Regions from separate parts of the Homo sapiens genome. Here region 2 is linked to region 1. A link is an interaction called in ENCODE POLR2A ChIA-PET data of the cell type or tissue named here. Cell type or tissue: A673. All regions are shown on one strand. Region 1 overlaps HSPA9 (heat shock protein family A (Hsp70) member 9). Region 2 holds the start of LOC124901078 (a long non-coding RNA gene).

Region 1 (5,000 bases):
CAATCACCTGAGGTCAGGAGTCCAAGGACCAACCTGGCCAACATGGCAGAACCCTGTCTGTACTATAAATACAAAAATTAGCCAGGCATGGTGGTGCACACCTGTAATCCCAGCTACTTGGGAGGTCGAGGCAGGAGAAATCACTTGAACCCAGGAGGCAGAGGTTGCGGTGAGCCAAGATCACGCCATTGCACTGTAGCCTGGGCAACAGGAGCAAAACTCTGTCTCAAAAAAAAAAAAAAAAAAAAAAAAAAGACACTCAGAGACTCTCCAATTCACAAGGAGAGAGGTTATTTAATATTGTCAGTTAAGACAGCAGTTTTTCCAAGCTAGTAATTCTAGTTTTAAACACTGCCAGAGCAGGTTTTAAAATAAATGTCTTTAACTGAAAGGCAAACAAGTACACCCAGCACATCATTCACACATTATTTAGCTCCAGTATATGTAACTGATTTGAGTGGCTAAAAAAATTTCAGCTCATAAAGAAACTAAAGACCTTACTGTCCCTGTGCTCATGGCAAAGGTCTCTAGAAACCAGAAAACTGAAAAAACAAACAAACAAAAAAAACTCAACTGACATTAGGCCAATTAGAAAATACTATTTATTTTAAATAAGCTCCGGCTGAAAATATCCATCAAGACTGCTCGAATTTTCCGTGTCTCACCTGCACAGATGAGGAGAGTTCACATTTAGCCTTTTCAGCAGCTTCCCGTACCCTCTGAAGTGCCATGTTGTCTTTAGTCAAATCAACCCCTGTCTATAAAGTGAAGACATTGAACACCAAACACCAGCATTAGTGAGGTGATAAATAAACTGCAGTAATAAGGTGGAACAACACAAAATGGAGTCATACCTTTATATATAAGCATGAATTACTTTTTATTACCCTTAATGTGTAGGGAAAAAAAATATTCTGAAAAGAGTATCTGTGTCTAGAATAAGGGGGTTGAACTGAACTCGTAAACAAAGCAAAGAGCAATCTGAACAAAGAATTTCTCAATATCCCAACGTCTACATATTAACCACATTGGTAACTCACCTCTCTCTTGAACTCCTTCACAATGTGCCGTAGCAAGGCCTGGTCAAAGTCTTCCCCACCTAAGAAGGTATCCCCATTTGTGGATTTCACCTCAAATACTCCTTTCTGAATTTCCAGGATAGAAATATCAAAAGTTCCACCACCTAAATCATATACAGCAATGCTGTAAATGATTTGTGAAAAAAAAAAGAAAAGAAATCCTTAAGAACAAAACCTATCACCAGGATATAAATTTCAATAACCAAATACAGATAATCTAAGCTATTTCCCTGAGATATGTACTAGTTAAATTACCATGGCCCAAAAGAAAAGAAAAGAATGGTTTTGAAATGAAAAAACAAAGACAATACAGACTTAAAATCAGTAAAAGCACTGTAAAAGGCTCAATTACTAAAAAATTAAGTGACACTTTAGTTTCACACATCCAGGTGAGAAATTTACTGCACAAACTTACACTTTGTCTTCTGATTTGTCTAGACCATAGGCAAGAGCAGCAGCTGTGGGCTCATTAATCACCCGAAGCACATTCAGTCCAGATATCTGGCCAGCATCTTTAGTGGCCTAGAGAAAACAAAGAGAAAAACATTTTTGTACCCTTCCATCCCAGGCACCTTACTTTTTGTGAATAAGAATGCTAATTGACCTCACCTGTCTCTGCGAGTCATTGAAATAAGCTGGGACTGTGATCACAGCATTTTTTGCTGTGTGCCCCAAGTAATTTTCTGGAAAAGAATGAAATTCAATCATGGAATTCTGTCAGAACAGAATTATTAATATAGCCCAACAACCTGTGTCATCCTTTTGCAGCCACAGACAACATTCTTCAGTCTTTTGGTAAGTGACCTAATATGTCCTTGCAGGAAACACTCCAAGTAAATACACTGGTTAAAAACCCAAGATCAGGCCGGGCACGGTGGCTCACACTCGTAATCCCAGCACTTTGGGAGGCTGAGGCGGGCAGATCACCTAAGGTTGAGAGTTTTGAGACCAGCCTAACCAATATGGAGAAACCCCATCTCTACTAAAAATACAAAATTATTCAGGCATGGTGGCGCATGCCTGTCATTTCAGCTACTCAGGAGGCTGAGGCGGGAGAATTGTTTGAACCTGGGAGGCGGAGGTTGCAGTGAGACAAGATCGCACCACTGCACTCTAGCTTGGGCGACAGAGCGAGACTCTTGTCTCAAAACAAACAAACAAACCCAAGATCGGCCGGCCAGGCACGGTGGCTCATGCCTGTAATCCCAGCACTCTGAGAGGCTGAGGCGGATGAATCACCTGATTTGTCGGGAGTTGGAGACCAGCCTGACCAACATGAAGAAACCCCCATCTCTTTACTAAAAACACAAAAGTGGCTAGGCATGATGGCGCATGCCTGTAATCCCAGCTACGTTGGGGGGGAGGGAGAGGGCAGGATAATCGCTTGAACCCGGGAGGCGGAGGCTTTGGTGAGCCGAGATTGTGCCACTGCACTCCAGCCTGGGCAACAAGAGTGAAACTCTGTCTCAAAAAACAACAACAAAAAAACCCCAAAAAACAGAAACCCCTAAGATCACTCTTTCAACATTTTAGTGAAGGTTCACTAAACTACAATGACCTTTAGACTTACAACAGCCACTTCAAATAGGAAGTTCTAATTTATACCTAACAGGGACAAAAGCTTAATGTGTAGTCTTGTGGCTTTCAATATAGAACATTACCCCCTACTGGAAAAAAAGAAACAAGCCAGCCACCATTAGTGAGATTTGAAGATTAATTCAATCTGCAGGGAAAGCATGAAGTATAACACAGTTTTGCCATTCCTAGTTTTTCTATACAAAAGGGACCACAGATTCATCTACAGGAGCTGGAGCACAGGGAGCTAGTGATCTCACAGGAATCATTGTTCTTAGAACTTTCCCAGATGTGAACTAAACCCACTCACCTGCAGTCTCTTTCATCTTCATCAACACAAATGCTCCAATCTGACTCGGAGAATACAATTTCCCATGAGCCTCAACCCAGGCATCACCATTGGAGGCACGGACAATTTTAAAGGGAACATTTTTACTGTAAGACACAAAAATTCTATTAGAGAAAACTACCTGAACAACTTACCATGACAAAATTACCACATACCATGAACATCCATCTTCCACCCCAAGAGACTCATTCATGGCCAACAAATGACAGTTTGTGAAATTCTTTAGAAAGCAATCACTAACATGGTTTATGAGAATTACAAGGCAAAATGAAATAAATAAATAAAAAGAAAGCAATCACTAACATATAAAAACATTATGATGAAACCTCAACATTCTTTATTTAGCGCCCCAGGCAGAAGATTTTTGCAGCCACTTTAGAATAATTTGATGAAACCGTTACTGTATGATCCAGCAATTCTACTCTCTAAGACAAATGGAAATATTTATGTCCACACAAAAACTTGTACACAAATGTTTATGGCAGCATTATTTCTAATAGCCAAAAAGCAGAAACAGCTCAAATGTCCATCACTTGACAAATGGATAAACAAAATGTGCTGTATGTCCATACAGTATAGTATTATTTGGCCATAAAAAGGAATGCAGTACTGACACATGCTACAACATGGATGAACCTTGAAAACATGCTAAGTGAAAGAAGCCAGTCATAGAGGTCCACGCAACTCCATGCATACAGAATTCATATTCTACTCAAGCTCAATAAAGCTGTTTAAATTTTTAAAAATATTTAGTTTATATATATATAGACAGAGACACACACAGTCTTGCCTTGTTGGCCTAGATGGTCTTAAACTCAGCCTCAGACAGTCTTTCCACCTCTGCCTCCTAAAGTGCTAGGATTACAGACATGAGCCACTGCTCTAGGCCTAAAACATTTTGTATACAACAGGAAACTCTACCTATGCTTCTAGTTTTTTTTTTTTTTGAGACAGGGTTTCACTGCTATTACTCAGACTGGAGTGCAATGGCATGATCTCAGCTCACTGGAACCTCCGCCCCTCAACGCTCAAGCCTCACTAGTAGCTGGGACTATAGGCGCGCACCACCGAGCTTGGCTCTTTTTTGTATTTTTTGCAGAGGTGGCTTTTCCCCAAGTTGTCCAGGCTGGTCTCGAACTCCTGAGCTCACCTCAGCCTCCCAAAGTGTTAGGATTACAGGTGTGAGTCACCCCACCGAGCCTCTAGTATGTCTATTTTAGAAAAAGGCAGGCTGGGCATGGTGGCTCACGCCTGTAATCCCAATAATTTGGGAGGCTGGGGTGGAAGGGTCAGTTGAGTCCAGGAGTTCAACACCAACTTGGGCAACATAGTGAGCCCCGTTTCTATTGGGAGGGGGGAAGAAAAAAGAAAAATCAAGTCTTTTTCTGTACTGGATCAACACATGATAGAACCTATGCCATTTCTGCCTTATGTATTCAACACTGAACTATGTGGTTTAGGAATGCTTTGCAAATTTTCATGTATCATGTCAATACATAGCAAAGACCTAATCTGTAAAGACAAAAATGAATTTTTTTCTTTTGAGACAGAGTCTCAGCAGCCCAGGCTGGAGTGCAGTGGCAGTGATCTCGGCTCACCGCAACCACCGTCTCCCGGGTTCAAGTGATTCTCCCGTCTCAGCCTCCTGAGTAGCCGGGATTACAGGCACCCACCATCATGCACAGCTAATTTTTGTATTTTAGTAGAGACAGGGTTTCACCATGTTGGCCAGGCTGGTCTTGAACTCCTGACTTCAGGTGATCCACCCACCTCGGCCTCCCAAAGTGCTAGGATTACAGGTGTGAGCCACTGCACTGGCCAAAAATGAATTTTTTAAAGGGATTACCCTTTTGGCAGTGGTACAGATTTCCCCTAGGGACAATAAGTAAAATTACTAAAGTAAGGTGCTCCAGGGATCCTCATCAACATGCTGAGGCTCTTCTGTGTGGCCCTTGCAAATAACTGCTTTTTGCAAAAAACTTTTGCTGTTACTCACA
Region 2 (5,000 bases), 77 kb before region 1:
CAGTAGGATTACCTGAGGGGGGATTAAATGAGATAATAAATGAAGAGTGGTTGACACACTGTGGGTAAATGTTAACTATTAACACTATCAACACCTTCCCTGTTTTGCTCAAGGTCAAAACCCGATAGTTCCCTCCTCTTCTTGCTTTCTCCCTGACCCTGTTCCATTTGCCAGGAAATGACCCTTCTTATCTTTTTGGACAGAAGAATGCACTCAGAAGAGAGCACGTGGGAGAGCAGGAGGAGATCCAGGGGTCTCTGTCCTTGCTGAGACCTGCGTCTCCCCTCCCACCGCACTCAGACCCAGGGCTTTCCACGAGCATCTCTCTTGGACAAAGCTCTGCCCAAGGGTTCATTTTAGAGACTTCTGTAACTCAAGAGGATCAGTATTAATCTTCCCCACCTACAAGATGAGTGGCAGCCCAAAGCCAAGTGCTTCCCAGCCAGGGAGAGAAAGACATGGAAGTTCCCTTCTTTTCTGTGTCTCTCCCCGCCTCCTTTTTGCGGGGGAGCTGAATGTGCTCCTCTGGAGGGACTGAGGGAAGCCAGGGCTGGCTCAAAAGTGATTTTGCCTAGATGAAGCTGGCAGCTGGGAACCACTTTCCCTCCGCTTGCCCTCTGCCGGGGAAACTCCATGACGGAGACAAGGCAGCTGGCAGGGAGAAGCCTCTGGATTGGGGCTGCTGGGGCTGCTGCAGTGCCAGGCAGGGCCACACAGGAACACATGGGCCCAGAGGCAGATGCTGATGCCACCTTTCCTTGCTGAGGACTCCCTAGAAAGGCAGTGCCTTGGAGCCTGCGGGGAAGACTATCTTTACCTGTAGCACAGAAGCAAATATAAAGGAACACAGAACTAGTGGAAAAGGTACGGGGTTGGGCTCTGAAGAATGGGGTCCCAGCCCTGGTGCTGCCACTCCACGGCCGTGTGATTTTTGGTCAAGGTGCTTAAGATCTTTCCCCAAATTCTAGTTTCCCTATTTGCAAAATGAATGTTGTAATACGTCCCTCATAGGAACTGTGCAGAGAATTAGTTGAAATGATGTATGGGAAGCTGGGACACGGGAGATGGCTAATAAATATTCATTTATTCCACAGAGGAATCGAAGAGAAAGGAAATCGCTGGATTTTGGAGGCTTTATGATTTATCAGCTTATTCTATGGAATTAAGCCCTGGGCATCATGCTATTTGTCAGGGGCCTGGTTCTAGCGAAGATATGTGTTTATCTTTCACTATGAGATCCCAAGAGTCTCCCGAAATATTCTGGGCCTCAGAACTGGTTTCTCTGGGTGGCAGAGTATCAGAACACAGGGCAGAAGGAACCTGTTCCTCAGAGATCCAATCGACATCTCCCTTAAGCCTTTTGCTGCCCTCCACGAACCCATCCTTTTGTGCTGCCAGCTCCATGTCCCCATTCCGGGGGAGGCCAGAATGACACATCTACATGTCACCCCGTAGTCTACAATGTCGGGAAGGAGCTGTGTCCCTGCTGGAATTGAAAAACATCCTTGAGGGCTGCAACTTTTACAGGGAAAGTTACCATGCCAACGACAGCCTCCTTGCCTGACAGGGATGAAAGGAAACAAGGCTGTGGGTGACATGCATCTATTGTGTGTCCACAAACTTGCCTGGAATCTATCAGGGACTGCGGACTGCTGCTCAGCAGGATGGAACAGGAGGATTCAGGTTAGATTTCAGTGGGACTCCGGGATGGGCAGGACTGATGAGGGCAGGGCAGGGCCAGCAAGCGAGGATTGGGAAATGCTTCTCTGAGATTGATACCCATCTCTTGGTGAAATGTGTGGGTGTGGTACTGACAGCAGGCGTGGGAGGGGACGGTGTCCTAGATACCAGTTTCTGGCTGTGATGGGAACCTCGACTTCCCCCAGGTTCTTTCTGCCTTCACAGGATGGTCTAGGAGGTTACCTATGCTCTGGGTTAGATAGAAGAGGGCATGGCAGGTCACTGGGGCAGTGGGGCCACAGGCATGCCTATGGAGAAGGCCCAGTCTTGGCGAGGAGGCCCCAAGATGCCTAAGGAGGAGCGTCTCCTTCAAGGGGCAGGGCTTCCAGGGAGAATGGCCCCCACTCCCGAACAGGGAAAGGGCACAGAGGACTGAGGAGCTGGCACTGCCGAAGCACCTACGCCACGTCAGGCACTTGACACAGCCCCCATTTCATTTAATTATCTCCACAAACCTGCACAGCAGGAACTCTCACTCCCATTTCACGGAGGAGATGAGGACACAGGCTCAGGAGAAGGTGAGTACCCGTCCCAGCATCACCCGGCTGGCAAGGGGAGACGCTGGGGCTGGAACCTCGCTGTCTGAACTGGAAAGGAAAACTCCACATTCAGGGTGCCCTATTTTCTTCTGGAAAGATCTCTCCCGAAGCCGTCCGCTCCTCATTCTGCCCTTCGTACAGGCTTCCCGGGCCTGAGACGGCTGGGAAGAGGCTAAAGGGGCACGACCAGCCGGCGTCTGGGAAACCGCTCCTGCAGCCTGCAACTGCGAGGGCCCGGGGCCGCCACGCGGGCCCCCCGGCAGCCTCTCGTTTCACCCCAGCCTCCGGAGAGGGCCCGAGGCTCAGAGACGAAGGCACTGCACCCAAGGCCACAGATCGTGCATGGCTTTGCTGGAATTCCCACCGGGCCCGCAGGCGTCGAGGCCGCGTAGAACCCCGGAGCCCCTGCGCCCCTGCGCCCCGCCCGCGGCTGCGAGGCTCGGTGCCCGCAGAGGCTCCGGCGGAAACGGCTCCATCCCGGGCGGGCTCCCGCCCCCGGCCCGCCCCCGTCCGCCCCGCGCCATGTATGGCGCTTCCTCCCCGAGCCCTACAAGGCGCTTCCTCCCGGCCCCAGGCCCATACAAGGCGCTTCCTTCCCGGCGCGGCTGGCTGGCGGCCCGCGGGCTGGGAGCCCGGTCCGCTGGGCCCGCCCAACCTCGGAGCCCGCGGCCAGCGGACCTGCTGCCAAGGAGGGGGCGGCAGCGGCGGGAGGGACGGGAACGCGGGGCCTGGCCCGGCGCGGGAGGCGCGGGACGGGCCGACTTGGGGGTCCCGCTGGTCCCCGCTGGTTTCGTATTTTGCCTCGCTTTTCTCCCCTAGCCCGGAGCACAGCACGCCCTGCCGGAGGTCTTTCAGCGGCCCCAGCCCGGGACCTCCAGCCACACGGGCCTCCGAGCCTCGCCGGCCGCTCTCCCCTGAGAGTTGACAAGTGGGTCTTCCCTGACATCTCTCTTCCTCCCCGCTTGCGCTTCTCGTACCTCCCTGGCTTCAGCCGAGCTGCCCCCTCCGCCTGGAATACCCTTCCCACACTATTCTGGCAGAAAGAACTGCTACGCATCCTTTACTTGGTTCAGACTTCTGGCCTCCTGGAAATCCTTCCCACCCCCACCCATAGGTCACCAGCCTCTGCTGAGCTGATTTAGGATCATAGGATCTTAACAAAGTGTCGTTATCTGAGTGATCCTGTTTCAGGCCTGCCGCAGTCCCTTTTCACCTTGGACAGTCATTTTTGACTTTAGGTCTGGTCCCCAACGTCTCCACCTGCTATGGCTCCCCGTGGTCTGAGGCTCATGACCCCACAACCCTACTTGAGTAGTTTGACTCTGCAGGAGAAAGCTGGAGGGGTAGGGTGAGGGGAGCCACAGCTGGGGCAAGTGTACACCTGGAGTGAGTTGGGGCTGAGCACTGCCCCTGGGTGCCCCCATCACCCAGAAGGGCCTCTCCTGCTCAGCCTGACAGCTCTGGTTTATCCACCACTGAAAGAACCAGCAAGCCCCTACAGGCCCTCCCGACAGCGCCTCCAGAAACAAACCTGGCCCAGCCATGTGGTTACCCTGATCTGATCTGCCATGAGAAAGGTCACAAACAGGGACTGGATCTCAGCACAGAGGGCTGCCAGCAACAGTTCCCGAGCCCCCTCCCCCCATGTTCCAGCAGGACAGCTGTCACAAAGTCCAGCTTTCTGCTGGGGAGGAGACAAGCAAGTCCCCATGTGGCCAGCTAGACCCGCCTGTGAGCCTGTGATTGTTCTGCCACAGGTAAGGCAGGGAAAGAAAAGCTCAGAGCTTGGGGCTGAGTGGGTGAATATGTCAGAGAAGGGCCTTTTAGGGCCAAGCAGCCTCTGGGCTTGATCCAGAATAAAATCACTCACAGGCTTCCAGGCGCAACACACACACACACACACACACACACACACACACACACACACAGTGGCTTCCAGGCGCAACACACACACACACACACACACACACACACACACACACACACACACACAGTGGCTGCAAATCCAAAATTTAAGGAGCCTTGTGGGTCTCCACAGCCCCAGGTTGGCTGAATGCCTGTGAATAGGGTGCATGGAGAGAATCTCAAAGGTCCAGGAGGTAGGTTTGGGAAAAAACTGGGTCTCAGAATCTGGGCTGCACACTTAGAGCCTAGGATACCTCTTGGCTTGTTTTCCCACTTAGGGCTGCAGGCCCCCAGCAGCCTTCTCTGTAGATCTATGCTCTAGGATTGTGGGTAATGCAGTCCACAGAGGCCAGGCTCCTAGTGATGCTGCTTCCTGCCCTCTCCTCCCCTCCTCTCAGGCCCCTGACAGCCACCCGCCTTCCTGCTCCAGGAGGAGGGCAAGTCAGAGTGAGGAGGTGGGCTCCTTGCAGGGATGGGAGATCCCAGGCTGGAAACCAGTGAGCTATTTATGATTGAGCTTAGCCAAGGGGCAAGGTGTGAGGGGAGCTCCTGTAGGCTGCTACAGAATTTGCAGGAACCCCAGGCCTCTGCTTGGGTAGGGCTTTTATTCTCTTCTGTGTGCAGGGTCCTTGATTCTTTTTTTTTTGAGACGGAGTCTCACTGTGTCACCCAGGCTGGAGTGCAGTGGTCTGATCTTGGCTCACTGCAACCTCCGCCTCCCGGTTTCAAGCAATTCTCCTGCCTCAGCCTCCCGAGTAGCTGGGATTACAGGAATGCGCCACCATGTCCGGCTAATTTTTTTGTATTTTTAGTAGA

Evidence for each region. Peaks named below come from ENCODE experiments on the same cell type or tissue, not always from the same donor. Only the 100,000 strongest peaks of a DNase experiment are listed, where the experiment ranks them.
Region 2: POLR2A ChIA-PET joins it to region 1 with 5 read pairs; 8 of 35 experiments call an interaction of 5 or more read pairs at or near these places.

Annotation. Positions count from the first base shown.
Region 1 is chr5:138,565,961-138,570,960 of GRCh38, forward strand. It overlaps HSPA9 (heat shock protein family A (Hsp70) member 9), which reads right to left. Exons shown (of 17, transcript NM_004134.7): 4 at 5,000; 5 at 2,965-3,089; 6 at 1,689-1,762; 7 at 1,495-1,601; 8 at 1,041-1,203; 9 at 666-758. Among named protein-coding and RNA genes, the nearest start is that of HSPA9, 6.9 kb to the right of the region's middle. In A673, a CTCF peak has its summit at 2,702 (motif pointing left); no DNase peak of the experiment used is centred here.
Region 2 is chr5:138,489,327-138,494,326 of GRCh38, forward strand. LOC124901078 (a long non-coding RNA gene) reads left to right here and starts at 3,002. Exons shown (of 2, transcript XR_007058953.1): 1 at 3,002-3,207; 2 at 3,936-3,999. RefSeq lists enhancers at 1,673-2,366, 2,367-3,059, 3,754-4,445 and a silencer at 2,518-3,157. In A673, no CTCF peak of the experiment used is centred here; a DNase peak (open chromatin) is centred at 2,835; H3K4me3 peaks cover 1,496 bases; H3K27ac peaks cover 1,936 bases.